2 separate regions of the Homo sapiens genome follow, and region 2 is linked to region 1. A link is an interaction called in ENCODE POLR2A ChIA-PET data of the cell type or tissue named here. Cell type or tissue: Panc1. All regions are shown on one strand.

The links. Peaks named below come from ENCODE experiments on the same cell type or tissue, not always from the same donor. Only the 100,000 strongest peaks of a DNase experiment are listed, where the experiment ranks them.
Region 2: POLR2A ChIA-PET joins it to region 1 with 11 read pairs; 2 of 35 experiments call an interaction of 5 or more read pairs at or near these places.

The regions. Positions count from the first base shown.
Region 1 is chr19:18,299,886-18,302,385 of GRCh38, forward strand. No RefSeq gene overlaps it. Among named protein-coding and RNA genes, the nearest start is that of MIR3188, 19 kb to the left of the region's middle. RefSeq lists a cis regulatory region at 1,165-1,584. In Panc1, no CTCF peak of the experiment used is centred here; a DNase peak (open chromatin) is centred at 1,380; H3K27ac peaks cover 1,688 bases.
Region 2 is chr19:19,171,935-19,174,434 of GRCh38, forward strand. All of the region lies in intron 5 of BORCS8-MEF2B (BORCS8-MEF2B readthrough), which reads right to left. Among named protein-coding and RNA genes, the nearest start is that of MEF2B, 2.9 kb to the left of the region's middle. RefSeq lists enhancers at 35-254, 196-802, 2,446-2,500. In Panc1, no CTCF peak of the experiment used is centred here; no DNase peak of the experiment used is centred here.

The sequences.
Region 1 (2,500 bases):
GCGTCCCAAAGTATTGGGATTACAGGCTTGAGCTACTGTGCCCGGCCAAGAACCATTTTTAAATCTAATTAATTTTTTTTTTTTTGAGATGAAGTTTTGCTCTTCTTACCCAGGCTGGAGTGCAGTGGCGAGATCTCAGCTCACTGCAACCTCTGCCTCCCGGGTTAAAGCAATTCTCGTGCCTCAGCCTCCTGAGTAGCTGGGATTACAGGTGCCTGCCACCACACCCGGTTAATTTTTTTGTTTGTTTGTTTTGGTTTTTTTGAGACAGAGTCTCACTCTGTTGCCAGGCTGGAGTGCAGTGGTGTGACCTCGGCTCATTGCAACCTCTGCCTCCCGGGTTCAAGCAATTCTTCTGCCTCAGCCTCCCGAGTAGCTGGGACTACAGGTGTGTGCCACCAGGCCTGGCTAATTTTTGTATTTTTAGTAGAGACGGGGTTTCACCATGTTAGCCAGGATGGTCTCCATCTCTTGACTTCATGATCCGCCCGCCTCGGCCTCCCAAAGTGCTGGGATTACAGGTGTGAGCCACCACGCCCGGCCAATTTTTATATTTTTTAGTAGAGACGGGGTTTCACCATGTTTCCCAGGCTGGTGTCAAACTCCTGACTTCAGGTGGTCCACCCACCTCAGCCTCCCAAAGTGCTGGGATTACAGGCATAAGCCACTGCACCTGGCCCATTTTTTTAATTTTTAATTTTTTTTCCCAAGACAGTCTTGCTCTGTCACCCAGGCTGGAGTGCAGTGGCATGATCTCGGCTCACTGCAACCCCCACCTCCCAGGTTAAAGCAATTCTCCTGCCTCAGCCTCCCGAGTAGATGGGATTACTGGCGCTCACCACCATGCCCGCCTAATTTCTGTATTTTTAGTAGAGACTGGGTTTCACCGTGTTAGCCAGGCTGGTCTTGAACTCCTGACCTCGTGATCCGCCCGCCTCAGCCTCCCAAAGTGCTGGGATTACAGGTGTGAGCCACCACCCCCAGCCATTTTTTTAATGTTTAAGGAAAACTGCTGGGCAGTGAAGGTCTCCCCAGACAATGTCACTGAGCCCCGGCCTCCCCAACCTGGTCTGAGATTTCAGGGGGTTTCAGAAGAAGCTGACCTTTGAGAAGGCTCTGGGGCCAGGATGTCTGAGTTACTTGATGCTGGAGGGGTGGGGCAAGGAGGGTCTGGCCCTGGTGGTGCAGAGGAGGGGAGATGAGGGTGGGGAAGACACTTGAGGACGTGAGGAGTATTTTTAGGTGCTGAATGCAGCCCTGAAATATTTCCACGGCCACTCCCGAGAGCGAGCTGGGTGACTATTTCGGTGCCTGGTTCCAGTGGAGGCGGGGCAGGGGTGAGTCACTCACTGCCCAGTGGCCGCAGAGGCCAGGCCCAGGCTGGGAGGCGGCTCGAAGGGCAGGATCGCAGGCCTGCAAGGTGAACGGTCACTGGCCTGGGGCCAGGCTTCCTAAGCCAGCCTCCAGGGCACAGAGGACAGCGGCCTTTCTATTCCCCATGGCACTGGCCAATCCAGAGGGGCCACTGCCTGGGTGCCCTGGGACAATGAGCTGCTCACGCCAACCCCATAGTTGTAAAGATGGAGGGTCCCCCGTGAGGTTCTGGACACCCCACAGGTGCTAGGCGAGATGCCATCTTAGATTATTTCAAGCATTTATTGAGCACTTGCTGTATACCAGGCCAGTCCTAAAATGATTACTGGCATCCTCCCTTCATGCAATCTGCCCAATAACCCCCATGAGGTAGAGCTGCTGTTATCCCCCCGACCAGGGAGGAAACTGAGGCACGGTAGGGTTAAGCCCTCCAGGCACCTAACTATGTGCCTCAAATCCTGTCCCTCAGCTGATGTTACAATCAGGGGAGTGAGTTTTAAAGCAGCAGCCGATCTTGCTTACCCCCCACACCCTATTCCCAACCAATTTTGGGGTCCTGACTGTGCCTGAGCTGGGAGAAGGTCAATGGATCCTTCAGGTTTAAGGAGGCAGTGGAAAGAGGAGGTCACCATTGCTGTGTGACCTGGGGCAGGTTCCTCACCCTCTCTGTGCCTGAGCAGTGAATGACGATGCCACCCTATGGGTGAGTTCCGGAGCTGCCTGGCACACATTCATGATAGATAAACAATGGTTGGCTGAGCATACTGGCTCAGGCCTGTAATCCCAGCACTTTGGGAGGCTAAGGTGGGAGGATCGTTTGAGCCTAGGAGTTTGAGACCAGCCTGGACAACATGGTGAGACCCCTATCTGTAAAAAAAATAAAAAACAATTATCGGCTGTTGCTTGGATTGTGTGCCTGTCCTGAGCCTTCATTTCTCCATCTGTGAGGACCCTCGGAGGTGCTGGGTTGGAAGTGGCTTTGGAAACCCACGGGGCTGAGCGGCAAGGCTGAGTGGGAGCTCGGGGAATCCTCGCCCTCACTCGAAGTCTCCTTGAGAAGAGGCTGATGCTTGGCCGGGCGAGATGGCTTACGCCTGTAATCCCAGCACTTTGGGAGGCCGAGGCG
Region 2 (2,500 bases), 870 kb after region 1:
CCACACCTCAGTTTACCCGTCTGTGACATGGGCAGTGTGGGCCTCTAGTCTGAGCACAACTTTCTCTTTGGACATGAAAACTATAGAGTTCATACTGTGTCATCAGTGGGTCCCTCCTGTCCCCATCCAGTGCCCAGTGCCATACACTGGGGTGCCCCAAGGACATGCCAGGGCCTGGGCCAGGCTGGGGGCTTCTGCCTCCACTCCATGGTGCAGAACAAGGCTTGGGGAGTGTGGAGGTGGCTGGGGAGCCCTGGGCCCCCGGAGGGCTGCTCTGTTTACCGGAGGCCACCCGCCCACCTCTGATGCAACAGGCAGGCTCTGGTTACGTGAGGCCGGCAGCTGGGCCAGCTCTGGGGGAAGGGCTAGCCCAGCAGAGCGAAGCTGGCTGGGGCTGGCCCTTATGCACCCCAACTCCCCAGCCCCCTCCTTCTGGTGGGCACCATCTTGTTATTCATGGTCTGTCCCGTGTCCTTTTGCCTCTGTTCCTATCCTATACCTTCCCCAACCACTAATTGTGTCCCCTAGCAGGGCCACCAAGAGTCTTAACCTCATTCTTCTCAGATGAAGGGACACCCTTAGTTGCTAGAGTAAGAGGTTGGAAGGTAGAAGGGAAGGTTGTGAGGAGGAAGGGATAGAAGGGTCCAGAGTGGGTGGTGAGGGAGAAGAGTGACCTGGGAAGCAGGTCTGGGAGATGGGGGAGGTGGTGGGTGGGGGATGGAGGAGAAGGCTAGGGTGGGAGGCTGGGGGAGGTGGAGAAGCTGCCCCCGCTGTCTCCCTCCTCCAGATTCTCTCCCCTCTCCCAGGAGAAGGCTTTGAAGGACCTTCCATGATAAGGATGTGTGACCCAGTAGGTAGGGAGGGCCCTGAGGTTAAAGAACCCTGAGTCCCCATCCCAGCTGTGCCGCCCACTCACTGTGTGACCTCAGGATGGTCACTGCACCCCTTGGGGCCTCTTTGCTCATATGAGAAGTGTGGATAGGCTGGGCGCGGTGGCTCACGCCTGTAATCCCAGCACTTTGGGAGGCCGAGGTGGGTGGATCCCGAGGTCAGGAGATCGAGACCATCCTCACTAACACGGTGAAACCCCGTCTCTACTGAAAATACAAAAAATTAGCCAGGCGTGGTGGCAGGCGCCTGTAGTCCCAGCTACTCGGGAGGCTGAGGCAGGAGAATGGCGTGAACCTGGGAGGCGGAGCTTGCAGTGAGCCAAGATCGTGCCACTGCACTCCAACCTGGGCGACAGAGCGAGACTCTGTCTCGAAAAAAAAAAGAAAAAAAAAAAAGCCAGGCATGGTGGCACACACCTGTAATCCCAGCTACTCAGGAGGCTGAGGCAGGAGAATTGCTTGAACCCGGGAGGTGGAGGTTGCAGTGAGCCAAGATCACGCCACTGTACTCCAGCCTGGGTGACAAGAGCAAGACTCTGTCTCAAAAAAGAAAAAAAAAAAAAAAAAAAGAAGAAGTGGGGATAATAGGAGCCCTTAAGGCCCACCTCCAATGTTCCCTCCTCCAAAAGCCTTCCTATCCTCTTACCACTTAGGATCCTTCCACCTCCCCACCCTTCCTTCCAGCTTAGCACTGATCCAGGGGGCGGGGTAGAGTATGTGGCTGGTTCTGTGTCCCCCAGCCTGGGGGTTCCTTGGGCCCGGGCCCAGTGCATGGTGGCACCAAAGGGGTGTCTCCACGGGTTTCTTTCTTTTCATTTTTTAGAGACAGAGTTGCTCTGTTGCCCAGGCTGGAGTGCAGTGGTACAATCATGGCTCACTGCAGCCTTGAACTCCTGGGCTCAAGTGATCCTCTCGCTTCCATCTACCAAGTAGCTGGGACTATAGGAATGCACTACCACACCTGGCTAATTTTTAAATTTTTTTTTGAGGTGCACTGGGTGTCTCGCTTGTTGCCCAGGCTGGTCTCGAACTCCTGGGCTTAAGCGATCCTCCTGCCTTGGCCTCCAAAAGAGCTAGGATTATGGATATGAGCCATTGCGCACAGCCTCCATGGGTTTCTTGAAGAACTGGAGAATCTCAAAGAAGGTCTAAGCAGTGAAAGGGAGTGGGGGATAAGCCTGGGGCACCCAGAAGCCTTGTTCAGGGATACTGTAGGGAAAAGAAAAAAAAAAAAAAAGGCTTTCCAGGGGCCTGAGTGTGCAGGACTCTCCGGGAACCCAGAGGAGTAGGTCTGAAATAAAAACCAGGACTCACACCAATGGCTAAGGACAAAAACCCAGCGGAAGTCTGATTCTTGTCCTGACCACTGTGGACGGAGCAGGGGGCAGGTCGCTGCCCTGTATGGGTCTCCTTTTACCCCATCTGCAGATCAGGGTTGGGATCCTTTCTGGGTGATCTCCAGCCTCGTGAGCACTATGCTTCTGTTTGGATGCCCCATGGCACGGAGAGCTCACTGTCTCTCTTCTAGCTGCCTATCTCTGGAGTTCTGCCGGGAGTTAAATTTTTTTTTTTTTTTTTTTTGAGACGGAGTCTGGCTCTGTCGCCAGGCT